Regions from separate parts of the Homo sapiens genome. Here regions 1 and 3 are each linked to region 2. Evidence: chromatin loops called from intact Hi-C (ENCODE). Cell type or tissue: ascending aorta. All regions are shown on one strand. Region 1 holds the start of INMT (indolethylamine N-methyltransferase). Region 2 holds the start of AQP1 (aquaporin 1 (Colton blood group)). Region 3 overlaps MINDY4 (MINDY lysine 48 deubiquitinase 4).

Region 1 (8,000 bases), 160 kb before region 2:
TGAAACCCCGTCTCTACTAAAAATACAAAAAATTAGCCGGGCGTAGTGGCGGGCGCCTGTAGTCCCAGCTACTTGGGAGGCTGAGGCAGGAGAATGGTGTGAACCCGGGAGGCGGAGCTTGCAGTGAGCCGAGATTGCGCCACTGCACTCCAGCCTGGGCGACAGAGCGAGACTCCGTCTCAAAAAAAAAAAAAAAAAAAAAAGAGTGTTGCCAAAGCTCTTTCCAAAATTCACCTTATAGTGATTTCAGGCAGCAGACTGTCATGTCTTTTGCAAATGGGCAAGTCTGGGGCCTCAGCTGGTGATGAGCTGCCCCTCTGCAGATGCTGTAAGAGCAGATGAAGGGAGACACCTTGGAAGGTCCCTAGCACTCACAGAGTACCTACTGTGTGCTGGGCATCACCTTGTCATCTTCACAACAATCTGCAAAGTACATGCTGATGCGCCCCCTTAGAGATGAGGAAGCTGAAGGTGACGTGCCTTACCCAGCAAAGGATGGAATTCAGATTCCAATTCAAGGCTCTATGCCCAAAGCCAAAATAAAGACGAACTCCAAGCCTCATCCTCACATTGCCCTCCTGTCTTCATATCTTCATAGAACTGCTTAAATGTTAGCATGCCTGGGAGTCACCTGGGGACTGGGTTATAATGCAGGCTCTAGTTCTGAGGTTCTGCATGTCTAATAAGCTCCAAGACACTACTGAGGCCACCACACTTTGAGCACTAAGGCCCCATCCCACCACCCAGAATCAAAGATGGTCAATTTTTTTTTTTTTTTGAGGCAGGATCTCACTCTGTCACTCAGGCTGGAGTACAATGGCACGACAACAGCTCACTGCAGCCTCGACCTCCTAGGCTCAAGTGATCCTCCCACCTCAGCCTCCCAAGTAGCTGCGACTACAAGCATGCACCACCACACCTGGCTAATTTTTTTTTATTTTTTGTAAAGGTGGGGTCTCCCTATGTTGCCCAGGCTGGTCTTGAACTCCTGGACTCAAGTGATCCTCCCACCTTGAGATCCCAAATTGCTAGGTGAGCCACCACGACTGGCCTTATTTTTTATTTCTTCAGGTTTTGAGTTCACAAGAAAACATTTCAACAGAGTGTAGATTTTAATCCATTTTTAAATCATAATTCTTATCATTTTATTGTGTTAAATGTAAATTTTCCTCTTTTCTAAAATTAACAGAGCTCATACTCTGTGGAATTTCAGTTCAGTGAGAAAAGTGTCAATTACATAATAAATGGTGATGGCATAACTACCTATCTGATTGGAAGAAAATAAAATTAGATGTCTACCCAGTTTATTAAAAATGAATTTCAAGCCTGGGCAACATAGCGAGATCCTGCTTCTGCAAAAAAAATTAAAAATTAGCTGAATGGGATGGCGTGTGCCTACAGTCCCAGCTACTCAGAAGGCTGAGGTAGGAGGATTGCTTGTACCCAGGAGTTCAAGGCTGCAGTGAGCTATGATCCCACCACTGCACCCCAGCTTGGGAAACCAAGTAAGATCCTGTCTCAAAAAAAAAATTCATATTGAAATCCAATTAACGTGAATTCTAGGTGGGTTAAAATGATTGGTGACATTGAGGGTCTTATATTTGTCCCAGCATTTCTCATGTCAGAATTGGCCTCTGCCGCTGCACTCTTGCATCTGAAAAGTCTTTGCAGGGCTGTGATCTCCTCACTGTGTGTACCTATCTGGATCGCTTTGTTCTCCTAGCCCTGGGCCAAACTCACTTCTCCATGTCACCAGGAAGGCTCAGGAATGTCAGTTTTGGGGGCTGTTCAAGTAAGGTTGACTTAATTGCTCTCCAGTGCTTGGCAGGTAAGAGACTTGCAGGTTTTCCTTGCTGTAAATAATGTTGTAATTAATACCCCTGTACATTTGCTTTTTCTGTATTTGGATTATTTTTCTGTATTTCTGCATTCTGTATTTTTCTGTATTTTGGATTCCCATACGTAGGATTCCTGGGTCAGAGTTCTAAAAACTTTTAGTATAAATAATTTAGGCAAATAATCACCAAATTTTTTTCCAAAAGGAAAATAGTGCTTTTTCTTTTTAATTTTTTAGGAAAAATTTTTAATTTTTCTCTAACAAAATATGAGATAATGTAATATAATGTAAAATAATAAATGTGGTTTTTTTTTTTCTCTTCAGGCTTTCTTCAATCTAGGTTTAGAAAATCCTCTCTTACCCAGAAGTTTGATAACAATTTGACCATGATAGCTTCTGTGGTTGATTTTTGGAAAGACATTTTAGCCTTTATTTTGGTGTTTTGTGTGAGACGAGGGTCTGAGTAGCTGCTTGCAACTCACCAGAGAAAACAATCTCATTTACACTGGCAAGTTCCCTCTTTGGACTCATTTCTTCACCCCACAGAGCCAGGCAGGAAGAGAAGTAGCAAGGTATCAGGGAGCGTGGAATGCTGAGATGGTAGTTTCCCTAATCTTGAAAAGGAGCTTGATCCTTTTCTTATCTGTCTGACTTTTCAAGTGGTCTTAGTTTCTTGATAGGCAGTTTGAAATTTGCCCCTTTGCTTACTATTGCAACAGAAGTCCTCTTGAATGGAAATTTCCTTGCTCTATTTTAAAAAAATATCACTGTATAGAAAGGTGCCTAAGATGAGGTGCACATTCTTAAAAGGGCCTGAAGCTTAGCCCTGTCATGAACAAAGTTGTCACATTGATGAAGGCAAACCTAAGGATAGTGGTTCTCAACCGGGGACAATTTTGCCTCCCAGGGGACATTTGACAATGTCTGGGGACATTTTTGGTTGTTGTAACTTCGGAGTGTACTGGCATCTAGGGGGTAGATGCCAGAGATGCTGCTAAAAATCCTATGACACAGTTCCGCACCCCCACCCAACAAGGAATTACCTGGCCTGAAGAGCAAATAGTACTGAGGTTGAGAAACTCATTCTTAGAATATATCCGTAAGAGGCTTCACTTTGAGAAGATTGCCATAGTGCTGTTAGGACCCTTGGTTAGGCCAGAGTCACGAGGCATGTAGGGATGGAGAAGGCCTGAGTGGTGGAGAAGCAGGTGGAAGCCAGAGGGTAGAGACTCTGAATGCCAAAGGGGAGTTTGGATTCATTCCTCTGGCAGCAGGAGGCACTGGAGGCCTTGCGTTAGGAGGGGCATCCTCTATCCATCCAAGGACATCCAGTTGCAGCATGATGTGTAGTTCTGGGAAGGATGGTCTCTTCCCGCCCTGTACAGACCCCCTAGATGCTCACGTCCTGCTGCAGGGGCTCTGGGTAATCCCTGGATAGTACATGCATGTCCACGGTTCAACTCCTTAAGTGTTAATGCTGGGCGTCTTCCATGTGCCTCTCCATTCTGCTTTCCATCCTCTCCAGGCTACTGCAAGTGCCAGGAAGCTGACATGTGGACTGTAGTCACCACTCCCTTCCCTCTAAATTTGGCAGGATATTGGAGGAAGGTAGGAGAAGGAGGTCTGGGTATTTATTCTTTAGCTACTCTATTAGTCCGTTTTCATACTGCTAATAAGGACATAACCAAAACTGGGTAATTTATGCAGGAAAAAGGTTTCATGGACTCACTGTTCCACATGGCTGGGGAGACCTCACAATCATGGCTGAAGGCAAGGAGGAGCAAGTCATGTCTTACATGGATGTCAGCAGGCAAAAAGAGAGCTTGTGCAGGGAAAGTCCCCCTTATAAAATGATCAGATTTCAAGAGACTTATTCAGTATCATGAGAACAGCATGGGAAAGACCTGCCCCAATGGTTCAATTACTTCCCACCGGGTCCCTCCCACAACATGTGGGAATTGTGGGAGCTACAATTCAAGATAAGATTTGGGTGAAGACACAGCCAAATCATATCAGCTCTTTTGCTATTGGCTGCTGCAGGAGGCCCTCTCTGCACAGCTCTGTCTCAGTCTCACTGGGATGATGGCTCCTCCATGCTGCTAGCCCTCAGGTTCTGTGATGGTGCTTTCTATGAGTCAACTTGGCTAGGTCATGGTGCCCAAATAGGTGGTCAGTCATGATCCTGGCTGTTTGTGTAAGGGTGTTTTTGGATGAAATTCACATTTAAACTTTGAGTAAAGAAGATCGCCCTCCATAATGTGGGCGGGACTCATCCAATCAGCTGATGGCCCAAGTAGAACAAAAGACTGGCCTTCCCCGAGCAAGAGGGAATTCTGGCAGCAGCTGGTCTTTGGACTTGGACTGCAACATTGGCTTTTCCTGGTCCCACCCTTCAGAGTTTGGACTTACTGGCCTCCACAATTATACAAGCCAATTACTTAAAATAGATCTGATTCTCTCAGTGTACACAAGCTGGGTTCTCTTTCTCTGAAGAACCCTGACTAATAGAGGTACCATATGTCTTCCTTCCACCCTGCCCACAACTTAGTTAGCACCGTGCCTTTATTGCACACTCCTCCAATCATGTAATGCGAGCCCTGCAGTTTCCTGCCTGCTCTGTATGCCTTTTGCAGGCCAGCACGACAGCCGCAGGCCTCCCTGGAGGCTGCCCAGGCACCCGCCCCTTGGAAGCCAGGCCCTGACGACCGCTGGGTGTTCCTGCGTCTGTGGCATCACCCATCTGTTGGGCCCTGTGGATTCAGAATTGTTTGTTTACTTAAAGCCAGAACAAGGCATTCCTGTCCTTCCCACTTTCAGGGCAAGAGGCCTGAACCTCCAGTGTAGCGGATTCATTTCTGTCCGGTTTGTGGCCAAGTCAGAGCCATTTCCTAGTGCCAAAAACAGAGACTGAGCTTTTTTCTGTCTGTGGGAGATTTTACAACCCAGTCCCATTTCAAAGAGAAGACTGAGGCCAGGAGTGTCTTACCCGGAGTAGCCAGGTGAGTCAGTGGCCAGGAAGCCAGGACCCCTCTGACAGTTTATGCTTTATGACCGGGCGCCCTTGTTCTCATTCATGGAGATTGACGACAATTTCTGCTCTTCTCCCAGTGACCTGCACAGTGATGCCAAGTCAGCCATTCTGCTCTGCCTCCTGGGGTCTGAACTGTGTTCTCCAGCAGGGATGGGGGATGCATGAAGCTGCACCCACTGCCTGGCCTAGAGAGAGCCACTGGGCCCCAGTGACCACCAGGCGACAAGATGGGGATCTCACTGTGCACTCAGGTCACAACACCTGTGACTTAGAGGAGTGACTTTGGTCCTTACAGTCAGTGAAGTGGGCACGCAGGTGGGGAAACATAGGTCTGACACCTACTTGGAGGCCACAGAGCAGCATGTGGCTGCCAGGGCTGAGAGTTGCACCCAGGGCTGGGCACCATCAATTGCCTTTGACGGACATGGGTTGGTCCCTAGAGGCAGCAGGGCCAGGGCGGCTGCAGCCCCAGCTGTCATAGCTCTGGGGTTGGGGAAACCTCAGGTGTGTCAGTGTGGCTGGGAGGTGGTGAGACATGCACTGCCTTCTGCATCCCCCTAGAAGGAGAAGCTCAAGGAAAGGCATACTTGGGAGGAGCCATGGGATGAGGCTGGAATGCTGGGGGTGGAGCCTGGAGAGCTTGGAGCCCTCATAAGACCTGATAGCAAGGAGGGGGCACATTTCAGGGACACCATGAAGGGTGGCTTCACTGGGGGTGATGAGTACCAGAAGCACTTCCTGCCCAGGGACTACTTGGCTACTTACTACAGCTTCGATGGCAGCCCCTCACCCGAGGCCGAGATGCTGAAGTTTAACTTGGAATGTCTCCACAAGACCTTCGGCCCTGGTGAGCAGAGGGTGGCCCTTCCCCTTGAGCCTCTCTCCAAGGAACCTGGATGGGGATGGGGAGACGGTGTCCTGGGGGCAGTCTGGTCTCCTCTAGGGGTTTTTGGGGATGGGCTGGGGGAGCTTCTGGGGCCCTGCCCCCTCTCTTTGGGCAGCTGTTATGCTGGAGGTTGAGTCTGTCTCCCCATGGCTCAGGAGCTCTGTGCCAGCTGAAGAGCACAGCCCCGTGCAGTTCCCACACTGCTCTCCATTAGCCCCTAGGTCTTTGGGGTGGAGCAGAAAAGGCTCTCCAGGTCATCATCAAGTTCAGTCCTGACCTTGCACAGCCAGGCCTCTGGGGCCCCCAGAAGGCCAAGGGCAAACAGCAGGGTTGCAGTGGGACGGGATCGCCTGTGCCCGGAGTGTGCAGCCTAGATGTGTCTGTGATGAGGACCTGGAAAAGCCCTGCCCTGGGACAAGGATTGCTAGGTGGGGTCTCAACCCTGAGCAAGGGGCTCAGACCCCAAGGACCTCAACTGAGCCATCTGCACGATGGATGGTGACTTCTGCCTGTCTCCCGATGATCACTGCCCTCCCCATGGTGACCCCATGATTTGATTGTGTCTTCTAAACTCAAGCAGCCGTGTCCTCACTTTAGGCACTTGACTGGGGAACAGTAAGGGTGAGTCTCCTGGTGGTCTGTGGGATAAGAGGGGGTTAAAAGGCTGCTGAGCCTGGAGGAGCAGGCCGGTGTGGGAGGCAGAAATCAGAGAACAGCCGGACTGGGTGTGACCAAGCTTGGAAGGCCAAGTGATGGCCCCACGCCAGGGCTCCAGACAGAATGTTGGAAGTCATGCTTCATTCCAGCTTCCAGGTGACCCTGGATTCACTCCTGGGGCCATCTTCCCAGATCATCTCCTTAGCCCCGGCTTCCTATTCCTGTATGCTTTCACCCCTCCCTCCTCCAAGGAACAAGAAACCCATCCAGGAAGGGCTGGACTTCCAGGGGAGGCTTCCAGCTCCCAGTCAGCCTGAAACTTAAAGGGCCACTGACCCCAGCATGTCCTCTCTGAACTCTCCAGCCCGAATCTTCCCCAGAGCAGGGCTTGGGCCTCTGTTCTCTGTCCCAGAAATATTATACTCTTGGCTTATGTTCTTGACTGAAAGGTATTGGGCTAATTGTTTAACCTTTTACAGACTCAGTTTTCTAATCTGCAAAATGAAAATAGTGATAGCAGTCACTACACAGGGTAGTTTTGAGGTGTAAATGGAAATTAACACATATAAAATATTTGGCATGAGGCTTGGCTTACAGGGAGCTGCCAATCCGTGATAACCACCAAGCACGTTTGCCCCTTGGGTAAGACCAGGGTGTGTGTCCTCATCCCTGTGTCTGCCTTGGGTCTCGTTTCTTTTACCCATCCATTACCAGTCTTTCCCTCCCACAGGAGGCCTCCAAGGGGACACGCTGATTGACATTGGCTCAGGTCCTACCATCTACCAAGTTCTTGCTGCCTGTGATTCCTTCCAAGACATCACTCTCTCCGACTTTACCGACCGCAACCGGGAGGAGCTGGAAAAGTGGCTGAAGAAGGAGCCGGGGGCCTATGACTGGACCCCAGCGGTGAAATTCGCCTGTGAGCTGGAAGGAAACAGGTAGGGGTGCAGAGGTTGGGGAGGGGGTTCCCAGTCAACCTTCTTTCTCAGAAGTCTCCCTGGCCTCTTTGTTGTCTCTGACATTTTCAGGACAGTAGGACCTTCAGGTATAGGACCAGATGTCCTGTGGTGGGGATAGAGTAGATGGAATCCCAAGTTTCAGGATTACAGCAGTTTTAGGGGCAAGACTCTGATCACAGGACTATGTTGAGGTGTGATATAGTCAAGTATGAACACTGAAAACCAGATGATTTTCATCTCTTCCTTCTTCTCTTCCTTCCTTACCCTCATCTATATATCTACCTCTCTATCTTCTATGTATCTAACTATCCGTGCATATCCATCCATCCGTCCACCCACCGGTTCATCCATTCATCCATCCATCCATCCATCCATCCATATTCATGCATCCACCCACCCATCCATATCCATCCATCCATCCAGCCAGCCAACTAGCCGTTCACCTATCCATCCATCTATCCATCCGTCCATTCATCCATCCATCAATATTCATCCATCCACCCACCCATCCATTCATCCATCCATATCCATCCATCCATCCATCCATCCACCCATTCATATCCATCCATCCATCCACATACATCCGCCCAGCCATCCATCTATCCATCCATCCACCCATCCATCCATATC
Region 2 (8,000 bases):
CCCCTCCCTCCCTCCCCACCCCCAACCCATCCTGGCACCTCTCTGGGCCTGCAGCCCCCAGATTTTGTACTGGGATTTCTGTCTGGTAACCAGGTCATTGGGGGCCCTTCCTGACAGGTGTGCAGAGAACTGCATTTGGGCTCTGGGATGGGGGCATCCTGAGTTTTAGTGCCAGCTCTGCCTTTCCTTGGCAAGTCACTTACAATCTGAGCCTTTCGGGGTTGCAGGAAACAGGCCCCAGCTGGACACTGTGTCCTTTCTTCCTTTCTTCCTTCTCTGGTTGGCCTGGATTTGTGGCAGATCAGGGAAAAGGAGGCGGAGGGGTTGGAGACGTCCCTGGGCCTGGGGCTCCAGCGGCAAGCCTTTCCCCTTTTTAGCCACATGGCCGGGTAACAGCCACAGGGCCCCTCGGAGGTGGTGGGCACGTGAGCTCTGTATTGGCATTCCTGGCCGTGCCTGCATTCTGGTGGCGCCTCCTGGCGACAGCCATGCCTTCCTCCAAAAGAATGGCACCATAATGGTGGTATTAAAGGCAGAGGCCACACTCACAAGGGGGAGAGGTTGGGAGATGCAAGGGGTGGTGGAGTGACACCCTGAGGACCCGCATAGCCTCCTGAGATTGGTGGGCACCTACTTGCCTGGACAAAAGTGCTTTGCCTGACCACTTCCCCCTGGTCCCCCTGGCCTCCTGCCCCAATGCAGAACAAGGGCTTCTGCTGAGTGCACACACACACACACACACACACACACACACACACACACACACACTCTGCAATACCTCGATCATCAGCCACCGTGTCCTCACCTAACCTGCGGGCCCTCACACCAAGATGGAAACTGCATGTGAACAGGAGCTGGTCTGTCTGGCTCGTGGCTGTCTCCCCTGTACACAGAGCAATGTCTGGCATGTGACACACACTAAACATTTATCCAACTATATGTTGGATAAATTAGTAAGTTCCAGATGACTCTCACCCACATGGGCCCCCTGGAAAATCATGGGTCCTCGGCTGCACAGATGCTGACCCAGCCACGGACACCATCATGGACACACGGGACATGCCTGGGTCCATGCAGGCCCGTTTTCCTGTCTCTGCCACTCTGCATGGCCACACTGGCCTGAGTTCAGTGGCTCCTTGCGGCCTGGTGCCTGCTCTGCCCCTGCTTCTTTCCTCAAGTCTTCTTGGCTGGGTCCCAGCACCCGACAGCCTCAGAACATAGCAGGGCAGGGACAGGTGAGGGGAGGAGGAGGTGTGTATGTCCCTCAGTAGACATGGTCTACGGGAGATGCCCAGGAGCCTGTGGCCTGAAGGGAAATGGCCATGTTCCAGAGGACCCTGGTCTAAGGGGTGCCACCCCTGCCCTCAGGAGCCAGGTCTGCAGGAGAAACAGTTTGCCCTCCAAAACTTCAAGGTGAGGGGATCCTAGCCCTGCAGAGAGAGCTCTGGTTGGACGCCCCTGAAACTGACCAGAGAGCTCCTCATGTGGGTCAGTGTCCCTGCCAGGGCATGGGGCCAGGGGCCAGGGGCCAGGGGCATGAGGGAGCCTCCCAGAGACTGGAATGCTGAGCCAGGGCTCCTCAGAGGAAAGGATGTAGAGGAGGGCCCAGGAAGTAGCCCAGTGGGGCCAGTTTCCTCTCCTGGACAGCTAAGAAAGTACTTATGACCTTCGGCCACCTGGGCTGTCTGAGCAGGCAGGGCCTGCTGGCCACCACCGTCCTGTACAGGCACTTAGGGGAATGAATCTTCCCCACCTGCAGCCCCAGCAAACACACACCAGGCTGGTCCCTGGCAATTCACCCCAAGAGCCAGGCCACAGCTGGGCAGAGGGGTGGCCAGTAACAGCTGGTGTCATTCTCTGCAGGATAGCCCCTGGACAAGAGGCATAAGACCCACTCATCCTTGCCCTGCCCCAGGCACACTTAGAAAAGTCCTCTCACCGGGCCTCAGTTTCCCACCTATAAATGGGAAGATGCCAACACGCCCGAGTGGGACTGTGGTGGGGCAGGCAGGAGGTGGGAGGAGAGCCCAGATCATCCCAGGCCTTCCCTAGGGGACGCAGGGGGACCCTCCCTTCTGGGCCTGGTTCTTCCAGCACGTTCCATGCAGCAGGCAAGAGGGCCAGGCCCAGGGGTTCCTGACAGCTTGCTGGCCCTGGAGTCCAGATTCTTGTTTGTTGGCTGGCGCTAGGCCTCTGGATTGGAGATGCCCGGGGCACAGGCGGCCCACGGGGATCTGCAGCAGGGCCTCGGCCCCTCCCTCTGCAGGGGCTCGTCTGGTCCCTCCCGCTCTCTGCCTCTCCTCATTTATCTCTCCCTTTCTGCTTCTTGGCTCTGGGTCCAGTCCTATCTCCCCTGTTTCAGTTTGTCTTTTCCTAGCCCTTTGCGCTCTCTCTGTCTCTCTCAGCCCTGCTTGTCTCACTGTCTCTGGCTGGGGGATCTGTCTCTTTCACTTCCACTTTTGCTCTATTTCCCTGCTACTGTCTTTCCTTTCTCCTTGTCTGTCTCTTCTCCTCCCCTCAGCCAGCATCTGTCTGTCTCTGCCTTTCTCTCCTGCTCCCTCCCTCCCTCCTCTCCAGCACCTTCCAATGCCAGGTGGGGCTGCCATTCCTTCCACCTTCCCAGTGACCCGCCAGTGTGACTGCCTTGAGAGGAAAGTCCTAAACTGTCCCTATCTTCACCAGCCTGCCCTCAAATCATTGGTTCAAATCGCTGTCGAGAAGTTTGGGAGCTCCCAGGGCGGGGGCTTTCTAACAGCTCTGCCTAGCTCGGGCCTGCCCTCAACCGCAGCATGCAGGGCAGCCACAGACAACCTCTCTGCAACTTCTGATGCCTCCGTGCCCCCATCCACAGAGCCCTGGCTCTGGGGGACTGGGGACTCTGGGACATCCCTAACATGGCATGCAGTGGCGGTGCGGGAGGACTTGACTGCCCCTCTGGAGCCCTGGGCCCGGGGACTCCAGGCCAGTGCCTCTCTGGGTCGGGATGGGGATGTCAGGCCAGCAGGATCATGGTACCTGCCTCCAGGGAGGGCAACGTCCACCCACTGAGTCCAGCCCGCCCACCCCACCCACTCCGGAGCACCTGGCTCTGCCCTCAGGAACTCCCTGAGCTTTGCACACAGGGCCGAGACACCTGGATTTCTCTGGTTCCCTGAGTGGGGCCAGCTTGGAAGAATTTCCCAAAGCCTATTAGAGCAACGGCTGCCTCCTGCCTGCCTCCTTGGGCTGGGCAGGGCTGAGGGCGGAGGGAGAGAGAGAGAGAGGGAGGGGGAGAGGAGGAAGGAAAAAGTTGGCAGGCCGACAGCACAGCCGTGTCTGCATCCATCCAGAGGAGGTCTGTGTGGTGTGGGGCGGGCCAGGAGCGAAGAGAGGCCTTCCTCCCTTTGTGCTCCCCCCGCCCCCCGGCCCTATAAATAGGCCCAGCCCAGGCTGTGGCTCAGCTCTCAGAGGGAATTGAGCACCCGGCAGCGGTCTCAGGCCAAGCCCCCTGCCAGCATGGCCAGCGAGTTCAAGAAGAAGCTCTTCTGGAGGGCAGTGGTGGCCGAGTTCCTGGCCACGACCCTCTTTGTCTTCATCAGCATCGGTTCTGCCCTGGGCTTCAAATACCCGGTGGGGAACAACCAGACGGCGGTCCAGGACAACGTGAAGGTGTCGCTGGCCTTCGGGCTGAGCATCGCCACGCTGGCGCAGAGTGTGGGCCACATCAGCGGCGCCCACCTCAACCCGGCTGTCACACTGGGGCTGCTGCTCAGCTGCCAGATCAGCATCTTCCGTGCCCTCATGTACATCATCGCCCAGTGCGTGGGGGCCATCGTCGCCACCGCCATCCTCTCAGGCATCACCTCCTCCCTGACTGGGAACTCGCTTGGCCGCAATGACGTGAGTGGGGTGTCCCTGGGCTTGGGGGGGTTCTAGAATGATGCTGAAAGGCACTGGTTCCATCCTCTGCCCATTGTGCAGATGGGGACACTGAGGAACGGAGAGGACAAGAGGTTGCTGGAGGTCACGTAGAGAGCTGGGGGGAAGAGCTGGGGCTGGAACTCAGCTATGCATGCCTCCCAAAGCCTGTTTTCTGCCAGGCACTGTGGGAAGCTGAGATCCAGAGAATAATGGTCTTGCCAATGTCCCCTGCAGGGCATCTATTATGGGGAATAAGCTTGGCCAGCAGTTCCTCGCCCCTTGGCTGTAGCTTTTTGGCCCTTCTCAGTCCTGCCTGTGCCGCCAGCTCCCTCCTCCTGCAGCCCTGCACCCTGGGGAAACTTTGCCCGCTGTCCCCAGCCACCCTGAACCAAATGCCCAGCCTGTCTGCAGCTGGCTCTGCAAGTGTGTGAGCAGGACTCCCTCAGGGAGCCCCCCATATTCACACTAGTTTCCAAATAAACCACCTCTAGGAATCAAGAGAAAGGCCCTCTTCCACTCTTTTGCCCCTGAGATTAGACAAAGATAAGGGAGTGAAAACACTCTCTGGGGCTGTTTGAAGGCAGTTTTCCTGGATTACAGTATGGGCTGGGGGGCAAGCGCTGGGCTCCATGGTCTCTAGGCACTGAGAGGTGTGGCGTGTGTGTGCATGTGCGTGTGCGTGTGTGTGTGTGAAGGTGTGTATGTGTGCATGTGTTTGCCAGCATGAGTCTCTGTGCTTGTGTCAACTGTGTGCATGTTTGTGCTGCTGTGTAAGGGTGTGTGGGGGTGAGTTTGCAACACGTGCCCATGGCTCCTGGCTTGAATGGGGTCTGGACTGGGGTCACTAATGACAAGCAGATGCTGGTGACTGGGTGGCAGCTGTGGAAAAGAATGTCTCCTGGGCTGCTTAGCATGGCAAATTGGCCCTGGTGGCAGCTGCCTGCTGTCCCAGACACGGCCTTTCCCAGCTCCTCAGACAAGTGCAAACTCAGGCCGGGCTTGGGCCACAGCAGGGGAGGATTTGGCCTGAGAGACTGGGGAAGGCTTGGAGGATGTCTCTGAGGGCCCAAGGGACAGGTGAGCAGGCCTGGGGGTGCCCTTACAGGGAGGGAGAGAAGCCAAGGAGCAGAGAGGAGGACTCGTCTAGAGAGATGAGGCTGGCGGGGCTGTGGGCAGGGCATGTGGGTGTGGGGACGGTGTGGGCCATCTCTGAGGGCGCCTCAGAGATGGCAGATAGTGATTACAGCAGCTGTCCTCTCGCTTCCCAGCCAAAGTTCAGATCCTGCGGCTGGCAGCCCAGGAGAGGCTAGGTGAAGGTCTGGTGCAGAGGGCAGCTGGCTCAGCCTGGCCATGGGGGGCTTAGCACTTCTGTGTCACGGTGACACCTCACCCAACCTCCTCTGCAGCCAACCTCTGCTAGGCCCAAGATTGAAGATTAGCTCCGTGGGCTGGAGTTTAGACTTTAGCCAGTTTAGACGTGGCCGCGGGGGATGTACGGGACAGAGCTCAGGCAGGCCACATCAAGCTCTGCCCCCCCAGGCCTCAGTTGCCAGTGGGTGCAGAGCTTGTGGCCTCAGGGAGTTCTGCTGGGTAGGGTCAAGCTCACACTGAAGCTTGGCTGGGTATGATGGGCTGGGGGAGCGTCCCTGTAGGGGAGTGGATGTGATTTCCAGGCTTTCTGGCCCCGTCTCTTCCCTCCCATCTCACAGGGCGGAGCCTCTGCACCTGCTGGCGAAGGCTTCACCCTCTAGTATGCGCATCCGAGGCAGAGGCGGGAGGGTGGGCCCCTTCTGTGCCATCTGGAACAGAGGCCACACCAGCCTCCCGTGCCCCATTCCCTCCCTGGCCTTCATTTTTTATAGTCACCCCAATACTTGGGCTGGGCGTGTTGCAAATGGGAGAGAAAGAGGAGCAGCCTAGTGTGGGGTCCGGCCCTGGGCTGAGAGGCAGACACCTGGGTTCAAGACGTGTCCACTGCTAACTTGTTGAGCTTCTTTGGAGCTGCGGACCCTGACCCTCGAGAGGGAACTCAGGTCTTGTGACCTCACAGCCACACCCAGACAGCCAGCTCACTTCATTGCTTTGAGCTTATCACCCATCCCACGAAAGCTGGCTAAGAGCAGCCCAGCAGGGGCAGTGCTGAACATAAGGGCGCTTAGCATGATGGTGGGGGCTCAGGCGCTGTCCTGTCCCAACAGTGGAAGGGTGGGGTTCAGGACCTCAACTCTGGGCCTAGAAATAGAGAAGGTACCCCTCTAAGGGCTCCCGTCAGACACTGGCCCTGGAACTGGAGGGGCCTCAGGGGTGGCCTGGATGCCTCAAGAGGAGCAGGGAACAGTCTGGGCAGCAGGTGACACACTCTCTTTCATGACCTGGGGTAGGCTCCTGCAGCCTCTCTGGCCCTGAGCCCCAGCCCAGTCAAAACCTGGGTGGGGCAAGTGGTTGGCATGGAGATTTCCAAGGAAAACAGAGAAAGATGTGGCAGGAAGTGGTTGGGGTGAGTCAGGGGGTGTCCCTTCGGGACATGCTGGGGACAACTTTCTCCTGACTGACTCAGGGCTCAGGATATGCCCTAGAGAGACCGTGGGCCTCCGTCCAGCCTGCAAGGTCCCGGCTAGTTCTAAGAGCCAAATACCAATTTTGGCTAAGGGTGAGAGGCTCTGAGGCTGGGGTGGACACTCTCACCTGTCCCTGTCCTAGCTCAGCCACTAACACCATGTGGCATCACACAACAGACTGGCCTGTGTGGCCCTAGTTCCTGTCTATGAGATAGGGACATAGCAGGGTGTGGCTGGGCTCTGAGAAGTAGGAGATGCTGGTGGACTCAGGATTCCTGGCATTTGCTGGCTTTTTTCATTCTTCTGCTGTCTGGTCTGCTCAGCCGGCTCCCTGCAAGCATGACCAGGGACTGCTGGGTGCTCAATGCAGGGCTGGGTTAGCCCGGCTCCCTCCCGAGAGAAGCCCACAGCCCTAGGTCAAGATAAGCCAGTGCCCAGCTGCCTGTGATATGAAGCAGGAGGCAGATGCGATAAGAGGTGTCAGGGCGGGCCCGGGAACTTTTGAACTTAAGGGGTGGGAGGGCCAGGAAGGCATCAGGGAGGAGGTTTCGTAGGAGCCTGAATGTGGAGACACTGCAGAGGGAAGGGGCAGAGGGACTGTGTGAGCAAGCACAGGCTAGGAGGAGGTGAGGGCCGTGGTACGGGAGTTGTTGGGTATGGTCAGGCTGGGGGTGCATGGGAGGAGGGTGGTGAGGGCTCAGGATTCGGGCCAGGGGCTGCATCCGGGGGAAGGGGTCTGGATTCCCAGAGCCTGTGATTTCAGCCCGCTGGGCTCAGGCAGAGGGCAAAGCTACCCTCTTCGGGGTCTTCTCCCAGCCCTGCTAATTCCAGGCCTGACTGCTCAAGAAGTGTTTCTACCTGCAGCATCAGGGGCCTGACTGAAGCCCTAAGTTCTCCCCTTTATCCCGTTTTTCTGGGCTTCAGTTTCCCCAGTCATAGAGTGAGAGGCCTCTTCATGCCACCAGTTCTCCCGGGGGTGCTGCTGCCTCCTCCAGAGCTCAGGGGAGGGATGGGGAAAGGAAGGCAGAGTTTCCATGTCCCTGCCCAGCCCGTCCTGCCCAGGGAGGGGCTGGGGGCTGGGTGGTGATGCCACATCTGGGACATATAATTACTGTTTCCGCCAGCCCCAGATGAGGGGGAGGGCACAGAGATGGGGAGCTTTGTGGTGGAGACTTCCCTCACCATGGAAAATCCTGACGCTGCTTCCCCTTTAGGGACCTCAGAACAGCCCAGCCGGTCCCAGTGTTGCCCACCCTGATGCTTGGCCCTGACTGGGATTTGCCCTGGGAACTCTGAAGGGGCCATGCTTTGAGAGGGGACACGGCCTCCTGGGATACCTGTCTGAGGGGCTCACCCCCTGCTCACCACTCCCAGGCCACAGCCTCCTGTCACACCTTGCCTTCCCTTCTCCACCCCAGGCAACCTTCTAGCAGCATGAAGTGGCCATTAGCTCACTGCAAGCCAATTCCAGATGGTACCCCCACTTAGTCTAGGGCCCCCACCCAGCAGGGGCCATGGCCCTTACCTTCTGGAAGCACCAAT
Region 3 (8,000 bases), 61 kb before region 2:
AACATGGAAAGAGTTTATAACAGTGTCTGGCACATGATAAATACTCTATATATGTGTGTGTGTTTTTTGTTGTTTGTTCGTTTTTGTTTTTGTTTTTGTTTTAGAGACAGGGTATCACTCTGTCACCTAGGCTAGAATGCAGTGGCACGATCATGGCCCACTGCAGCCTCCAACTCCTGGGCTCAAGCAATCCTTCTGCCTCAGCCTCCTGAGTATCTGGGACTGCACATGCCACCACACCTGGCTGATTTTTTGATTTTTCTAGACAGAGTCTCGCTATGTTGCCTGGGCTGTTCTCAAACTCCTGGCCTCAAGCGATCCTCCCACCTGGGGCTTCCCAAAGTGCTGGGATTACAGACATGAACCACTGCACCTGGCCACTGTTGGCTTTTAAAATCTTATTTGTTGCTACACTGAGAAGCTTCCAACTGAGAATTACCTGCTTCAGTAAGTTAGTGTAGAAGTGTTTGACAGGGGGTCTCCTTACTTCCAGATATGGAGTTTTTCCAGCTTAGGTGTTCTAGGCAGAAAGTACACTCCAGGCACGATTTTGTGTAACGTCTATCCATGTTGGGGAACACTGGTCACACCTGTGTTGTAGGAAGACACGCCCCCACCCCCACCCCATGTGTATGTGCAATGGTGATTGGACGGTGGGGTGAGATGGAGCAAAACTGCTGGTGGGGCACTGGCTGTAACAGCTGAACTGAGGGCAGAACACCCTGGCCTGGGCCACACAGCAGGGGAAGGGTGGGCATGAGGTACTCAGGATGTGCAGTTGACAGTACATGGCCATCATTTGTATGAGAGCAGGGCATGAAGCAGGAGCTGTGGGGGTGATGGAGTCACATTTGTGGGTTCTGAGTCCAGTCCTTTCTCCTTTTTCTGATAAGCTCTGCTTTCCAGGGCCCCCTTAGTCCTTGGTGTGGGCTCTCCTGAAACCTAGAGCAATGTTTTCTCATGGTGGTTTTCATAGTGAACCGTGACCTGGGCCAGTGCTCCCAGCAGCTGGGGCATCCGGTTCGGTGAATGCTTGGTAACTATTTCCTCCAAGGAACATGATGGGCTTCCTGAGGCCAAAGAAGTGTCAGGCAGTAGCTGTTTTATTTTCTTAAGTGCTTGAGTGCTTGTTGCTTGTCTCATTGGATTTGAAGGATTTCCAGTGTCAGAGGCTTGGTGTCACTTTCATATTAGATGTTGGAAATCCACTTTCCCCTTGTCATGGCCCAAGTGGGGACTTAATGGTTTCATAAAGACAATAGTCATACGCGCCATTGATTGAATAGTCACCACGTGCCAGCCACTGGTCCAGGGACCTTACAAACATCTCCTTTAAAGCCACGAGGGAGGTGCAGTGGTCATTGCCAGTTTATGGATGAGGAAACTGAGGGGCCACTGTGTTCTGTCACCTTTTAAAGTAATTGGACCACAGCAGCCTAGGTGTAGGTCACTGGCTATGTGTCCCAGGCACTGGGCAGTGACCACATGCTGCCCACTGTGGTGGGCTGGGTTCTGGTCTGGTTTCTTTTCTCCTGTCCTGGAAAAGAGGGACGAACTTCAGTATTCTTCCTCCCCAGCACAGTTCCGCATGGAGCTCAGGAATTATTTGGTGACTGAAGGCAGAGAACCCCCTCCTCTGTATTCCTTTGAGCCCTAGCAGAGTCTTCATCAAGTCCTTTTGTTTGTTAGGGAGAGACCAGCTAGCTTCCGTATGAGTTTTTTAAAAATTTGCAGAATCCAAGAGAAGCCTAGAAGTACACCTCGAAGGAGTCCTGGGAATATGAAATGGAAAGAAATACGTATATTCGGCTGTTTCCCTTCCCTCTCATTCAGTTCAGGCACCAGGGACCTCTTAGTTACCATTTTTATTATAGAGAGGTCTCTGCCATGTTTGATACAGCTGACTGCCTGTCCATTTGATCCTACGACTGTGTCGTGGCACTCTCTCCTCATTCTGCCCCTCTGACCCTTCTTCCTCTGCCTCCGCTGATTCCTTAGAGTTCCACAGGGTTCCACCCTTGGCCACGGTCTCTGTTTTTCCTCATTCTGTCTCTGGGAAATCTGTGCCCAGCCCCAGCTGCTCTCTTGGGCTTTCTACATGTCTGACAGCCTTATCTAAAGATCTGAGTGCATCTCAAACTCAGTAAGTCTGAAGTGTGACTCTTTATCTTCTATCTCCAGCTACCTCTTCCCAGCCACATTGTCCTTATTTTGCTTGATGGCACCACCATGTGCCCACTCAAAACACAGAGCTCATCCTTGAATCTGTCCTGCCACTCATCCCCCACTCTCTGTGTCTAAATGTCCAGCAAGTGAGGCTGCTGTCCCCTTGGCCCTGGCAGTGAATAGCACCTGCCTGTACGTGCTACTGACTCCAGAGGCTTGGAGGTGGGCATGGCCAGGGCCAGGGCAGGGTCCTGAGATGGCAGTCATTCCCGAGCACTGCTGGCTGGGCCTCCCAGTCCCTGCCAGAACTCATGGCACTTTCTCTCACACACTTCTGGGCCCCACCAAGCCTGCAGAGCCCTCTTTGCTCCTGTGGGCCCTTTCCTCTGCCTCCTCCTTCACCAGCCCCACCCAGGGCCTCCCACTTGAAGGCACCTCCTTTGGCCCTCAGCTGTGGAGACCCCTCTTTCCTGGGCTTTGCCTTGGGGCTCCTGGGCTGCAGGTGGCCCCTCTGCAGGCCAGAGAAAGAACAGGCCATCTGCGGAGGGGACTGCCTGACCACACTAAGTAGAGCTGCACCATCTCAACCTTGTGTCCACATGGGCATAAATGCCTTCCTTTTCTTGTCCGCAGGGGACTGCAGCCTTCAGATGCCCACCGGACCCGCTGCCTCGTCCTGGCCCTCGCAGACATTGTGTGGCGGGCAGGGGGCCGAGAGAGAGCCGTTGTTGCACTGTAAGTGGTTCCGAGGTCTGTGTTGCCGTGGCTCATCGTCTGCTGGCAGCTGCCGGCAAGCTGGCTGTGTATGCTCCTATCCTTGGGTCCTTCCGTTACCCACCCTGTGCCACATGCTGGGATGAGCCCTGCAAGCCAGCCTGATGTGCTGAGCAGCCGCAGACTCAGGGAGAGCCCTGGCCTTCCATGCGGCCCTGCGATGCCCTCTCTGGGCTCCAGTTCTCATGTTGGAAGGCGTGGTCTGTCTGCCCTGCCTTCCTCCTGAGGAGCTCTGGGGTGACCCCTCAGAGGAAGCCTCTGACCCCTGCAGCCAGCTCCTCTCTATAGTTCTCTGATCTGGAGGCCTCAGGAAATAGCCCCTCAGGTTGAGTCAGTCCTGACCCCACTGTACTGCTCTTCCCAGTCCCCAAAGCACACTGCCATTTGCTCTGTCACTTGGGTCCCCATCCCATAAAGACTCAGGGAGGTGAGGTGGAGCCCAGGCCCTGGACCCAGTTATCCTGACCCGCATCGTCTCTTCACCGCTGGCCCCATTCTACTGCATATAACCCACATGCAAGGTTTGCTGGGTCTTCAGCCTGATCCGTCAGAGTGGAAGCATCGCTGTCCCAGCTGTGAGGCTAAGCGGTAGTATAAGGAGATCACTTTTGGGGCCAAGGACCATACTCTGGGGGCACGTTGGTCACTGTAGCATATTGCTTCAGAGAAAGGACTCTTAGGTCAGACTCCCAATGCTGTTGCTTATTGGCTGTGTGACGTTGGGCAATGGATGTAATCGCTCTGTTTACTCATCTGGAAAATGGGGATGATTATAACAATTACTTACTTGGATGGCTGTGAGACCTAAATGAGTCAGTATAAAGAAATGATATAAATATGATTATCAGTTTAAATCATTTTATCAATATGAATAGCTGATAAATAATAATAATTGCGAAGTGCTTAGGACAGTGTCTGGCACATACTAAGCACCACGTTTTAGATATCGTTATTTGTTTTTGTTATTATTACTGTCACTTGTCTTTGGTACTCACCTTCCAGTTAACTTATTAACCCCGGCCCTTAGGATCTGCAGGGCAGCCCTGAGAACAGATGGGGCAGGAATTCAATTTCTCCCTGTTTTACAGATTAGGAAACAGAAGCCCAGAGAGGGAGGGTGGCTGGTCCAAGGCTACACAGCCACTAAAGGAGCACGGGGCCCCAAACCCGGCTCCGATTCCTGGACGTCTTGGGCTACACACCCCTGGGGACTGCACACCCAGGGGGAGCCTCGGAGAGGATGGAGGTGGAGTTCCTCCATCAGTGAAAACAAAGGGCAAGTCAGCATTCCGCAGTCTGGAAACACATTTGTCAGTTGTGGGTGAGAGTCAGACTTCCTACTGCCAGGGCTTGGGTTTGGGTTTGGTTATTCCAAGCTCTCCCTTTGCAGTCTTTTTTCCATTTCTTTTTTTTTTCTTTTAAATCCTGCTATTGGAGTTCTCTGGGCCCAGCCTAGTGGGTGAGTTCAAAGTGGGGAAAAATGAGAAACTCTTGGCTCCATTTTCTCTCTGGAGCCACCTTCTTATTTGTCCTTATTTAATGACACATGTGGTTTCGCCCCGGCTGGAGGGCACGCCTTCTCTCCACTCAGAGGACTCATGCACCTTCCTTTCCTTTTTAGGGCTTCGAGAACACAGCAGTTCAGTCCAACAGGGAAATACAAAGCAGATGGAGTCTTAGAAACAGTACGACTTTCTGGAAAATTATCACGCAAACTTTGGCTTTGTTTGGGGACTGTCTCCTTTCATATAAGTAAATCCTTCCTCAGCTGGGGACAGGCTGGCCTTCCGCAGCCCAGGTCCCAGGAATCCTCATCCTGGGATTAGGGTGGGGACAGACGTGGGGTGGCTTTGGGGATGGGCTCCTGCTAGAGCTGGCTTTACGGCCAAAAGGCTGACTGGCTTCCTGTCCCATCGAGGGTGTGCAGAGCTGAAGTCTGTATGGAATGCCTTTTGGTTAAGCCCCAGGCTTCCCTGTGTCCTTCTTCCTCTTTCTTTAGCATCTGCTCCAGGATTGTTGTGGGAGGGGGTGGGGCAGGGGTGGTAAGGAGAGGGAGAGAAAGTTAGAATGTGGGGAGGAACTTTAATAGCATGGAACACCAGCCATAAAGCCAGATCTAAGTCATACACAATCGGGGAAATAATGGAAGACATACATTTTTGTATTTTGTAAAATATAAGAGCAGTGAAGTTTTTCAGCTACCTCTTGCCAACCTCTTCACTGAGAATTTTTGTTTTAACAAATTAGTTTCATTTGACCTCGGTTTGGGCACGTGTTGCCCTGTGACCCTAACTGAGGGTCTCGCATTGTTGAATGTTTTCTCTTGAAGTGTTTTTTCCTGGCCTGCCTGAAAAAGCAAAGGAGACTCCTAAGGGCTGCTTCCTGCTGAACTCAGGACACAGCCTGTTGGCTTCCACCTGGCCTGGCTATTGTGATTTGGATATGGCCCCTGCCTTATCCACCTCCCTGCCAGCCGCCTCTCTGATATCAGTGACTCGCCCATGGGGTGCAGCCCTCCCCTGTTGGGGCCACACAGGATGCTGGAATTCTGGGGTCTCAGGCCCAGAGCTGCCGTAGGGCCACCTGAACCCTGACGACTCCAGCGGTACCGGCCAGCCTTTCACTCACATACAGGTATGGCCGTGCCTCTCAGCCCTGACTTGGAGATGCTGCTCTCTGACGCAGGGACATTCCCAAGTTGGATTTTGTAGCTACTAAAGCCAGGGAGCAGAAGCTAATTCAGGATGGGGCACTGCGTGGGGCTTGGGCCACTCATCCTGAGTGTTTGTGTCTTCTCAGCTTACGCTTCACAGTTTGACCTGCTATGAGGACCTGGTGACTTTTCTTCAACAAAGCATTCATCAGGTATGAAGCATGCCTTACTCCTGTGGGATGTGCGTCACTAAGCCTTCTGATTTCACTGTGGGAACAATGCTGTGAACTGGAGTTGTTCTCCTGTCGTCCCACCCTGGGATGGCGAGGAAGCTGGGAAGGAGTAATGCTGGCCCCTGGTTGGGGGCTGAGGAGAATGGACTTGGGGTGAGGGATCTGGCTCCTGCCATTGCATCCTCAAGAGCTGGTCCTGGAGGCAGGGCACAGGTAGCAGCCACAGCCAGGACTACTGACAGCAGAGCTGGACGGGTGGGGTCAGGACACAGGAAGCAGCTGTTAGATGGAGGTCACCAGAGCTTTCTCTCTGTCTGAGTGGAAGCAGCCGCCACTGGAATACAGGAGCTCTTTGTCAGTGGAGTGGGTCCTGGGACCAGCTGGTGAGGTAACCAGAAAGCGGCTTCTTGGGTGGGTTGGAGGGCTTAGCAGTGTGATACACACCTTGATTAGTATCCCTGGGGTGGCAGGGCTGCTCTGGGTGGGGGCTCTGGAGCCCCCCCGCCTGCCAGAGGAGAGCTGTACATCCACTCCTGGCCATGAGCTGGGCGGGACGTGGCCAGGGCCAGACAGCAGCAGATCACAGGGCTCCGGGAAGTCATGGCAGAGCTGTGGTATCACAGACTCTGTGGGGAGGGGCTACACACTCCAGGGGTAAAGAACACGGTCTCTGGAGCCAGTTGGCCTGACTTTGAATCTAGATTCACCCTTCAGTAGCTCCCTGACCTCAGGCAACTTTCTGAATCCTTCTGTACCTCACTTTCCTCATTTGTAAAATGTGGGTCAGAAGAACAGTGCCTGCCTCAGAGCATCGCGCAGAGAGCCTAGGGCAGCTGGGCTGTGCTTGATGTTCTCAGTAGTTGTTAGCTTCTGTTGTTGACATTAGGATTGCCATTGTAATGATGCTCTAAGGGCAGCCTTGAGATGGGTTCCTTGTAGACATGTAGAAATGAGAGGGAAGCATTACAGAAGGCAGGTGTGGCCTGAACTAAGGCCAGCAGACCCGCGACCTCTGAGACCCCCACTACGAAGCAGAGGAAGAACACAGACCTTTCTCTCCTGGTGTGCTGGCTGGTCCCTGAGCCTCACCTTGCCTTCCCTTTGACCTTCTGGATGTGGGATCCATTCTTTTTGGCCCCACAGAAGGCACTGGAGGGTTTGGTGGTAAGCCGGAGAGTGGGAGAACTTGCTGGAAATGGGACCAGGACTAAAGCTCCTGCTGTCAGACTGCCTTCCGCAGAACTTTCCCAAAGACCCTGAAGGCCTGGGCACAGCCCTGGGAAATGATCAGGCCCTGGCAGCACCAGATGTCCCTTGGGTAGGCAATGGGGCCTACCCTAGGAACAAAAGGAGGCAGGTGAGGTCACCGGAGGGGCAATCCACCTGAAGTGCTTTCACCCCTCAGCCTGGGGAGAGGCCTCAGGGCCTGTCCCAAAAGCATGGATTAGGATGGCTCCCTTTCTACGTGGGTTGCTCTGTCCAGGCGCATGGGAGAAGGAGTGCTGGCCGGGGCATCGGGAGCCCCAGGCTGTCTGTCCTTTGCTGCCTGTCCCCAGCTCTGGTTTTTCACTGGAGTCACTCAGTAGGCCAACTGCTGATGCGGTGCATCCACCGCCTGGCCTGGGCAGAGGAGGCCTGGAGCAGGGGCCTGGGGGCCCCCTTTGGCTTATTCCTTAGTCATATGTAGCCTTGGGAAAGTCACTGGGTCTCAGTTTCCTCATCTGGAAAATGGAAGATGGAGCAGTTATCAGGTAGCTTCCAGCTCTTCATCATCTAAGGGTGGTCCTCAAAGAAGAACCTTAAACACTTGGAGAAGGGTGTCTTCCAAATGCAGTACTAGGCAGTCTGAAGGAGCAGAAAGGAGACCTGCTGTTGATCCGGAGTGTTGTGAGAGTGCAGCAGTCACAGGAGAGGCGAGCAGAGCCTGATGGCATCCGTGTGTGGGATCTGGCCAGGGTGGCCAGGAATGGGATCACCTGGTCACACTCCCAGCTGAAGCAGAACGTGGAGCCACCAGAGCCAGGAAAAGGAAGTGACTGGTGAGGCTTCAGGGGCTAAGGTGGAGCCTGAGGGTGATTGCTCAAATGACCACAGATCCTGAGGCTTGTAGCTGCCCACTGATGGACTGGGGTGGCCCCTCAGCACCAGGACCTCTGCATCCTTGTCTATGAGAT

The links. Hi-C counts contacts between places; a loop is a spot of excess contacts. Peaks named below come from ENCODE experiments on the same cell type or tissue, not always from the same donor. Only the 100,000 strongest peaks of a DNase experiment are listed, where the experiment ranks them.
Region 1: it touches region 2 in a loop (2.4-fold over the local background); 7 of 110 quality-filtered maps call a loop at or near these places.
Region 3: it touches region 2 in a loop (3-fold over the local background); 6 of 110 quality-filtered maps call a loop at or near these places.

What each region holds. Positions count from the first base shown.
Region 1 is chr7:30,746,590-30,754,589 of GRCh38, forward strand. It overlaps INMT (indolethylamine N-methyltransferase), which reads left to right and starts at 5,546. Exons shown (of 3, transcript NM_006774.5): 1 at 5,546-5,715; 2 at 7,142-7,349. The coding sequence starts at 5,562. It overlaps INMT-MINDY4 (INMT-MINDY4 readthrough (NMD candidate)), which reads left to right and starts at 5,546. Exons shown (of 20, transcript NR_037598.1): 1 at 5,546-5,715; 2 at 7,145-7,349. In ascending aorta, no CTCF peak of the experiment used is centred here; DNase peaks (open chromatin) are centred at 4,127, 4,522, 5,562 and 6,602; H3K4me3 peaks cover 3,205 bases; H3K27ac peaks cover 5,778 bases.
Region 2 is chr7:30,908,415-30,916,414 of GRCh38, forward strand. AQP1 (aquaporin 1 (Colton blood group)) reads left to right here and starts at 3,439. Exons shown (of 4, transcript NM_198098.4): 1 at 3,439-3,879. The coding sequence starts at 3,496. RefSeq lists an enhancer at 428-927. In ascending aorta, CTCF peaks have their summits at 3,211 and 6,072; DNase peaks (open chromatin) are centred at 3,347 and 6,317; H3K4me3 peaks cover 5,785 bases; H3K27ac peaks cover 8,000 bases.
Region 3 is chr7:30,847,655-30,855,654 of GRCh38, forward strand. It overlaps MINDY4 (MINDY lysine 48 deubiquitinase 4), which reads left to right. Exons shown (of 18, transcript NM_032222.3): 10 at 2,800-2,901; 11 at 4,562-4,625; 12 at 5,740-5,805. It overlaps INMT-MINDY4 (INMT-MINDY4 readthrough (NMD candidate)), which reads left to right. Exons shown (of 20, transcript NR_037598.1): 12 at 2,800-2,901; 13 at 4,562-4,625; 14 at 5,740-5,805. Among named protein-coding and RNA genes, the nearest start is that of AQP1, 60 kb to the right of the region's middle. RefSeq lists enhancers at 807-876, 5,901-6,803. In ascending aorta, no CTCF peak of the experiment used is centred here; DNase peaks (open chromatin) are centred at 4,167, 4,507 and 4,787; H3K4me3 peaks cover 1,678 bases; H3K27ac peaks cover 7,790 bases.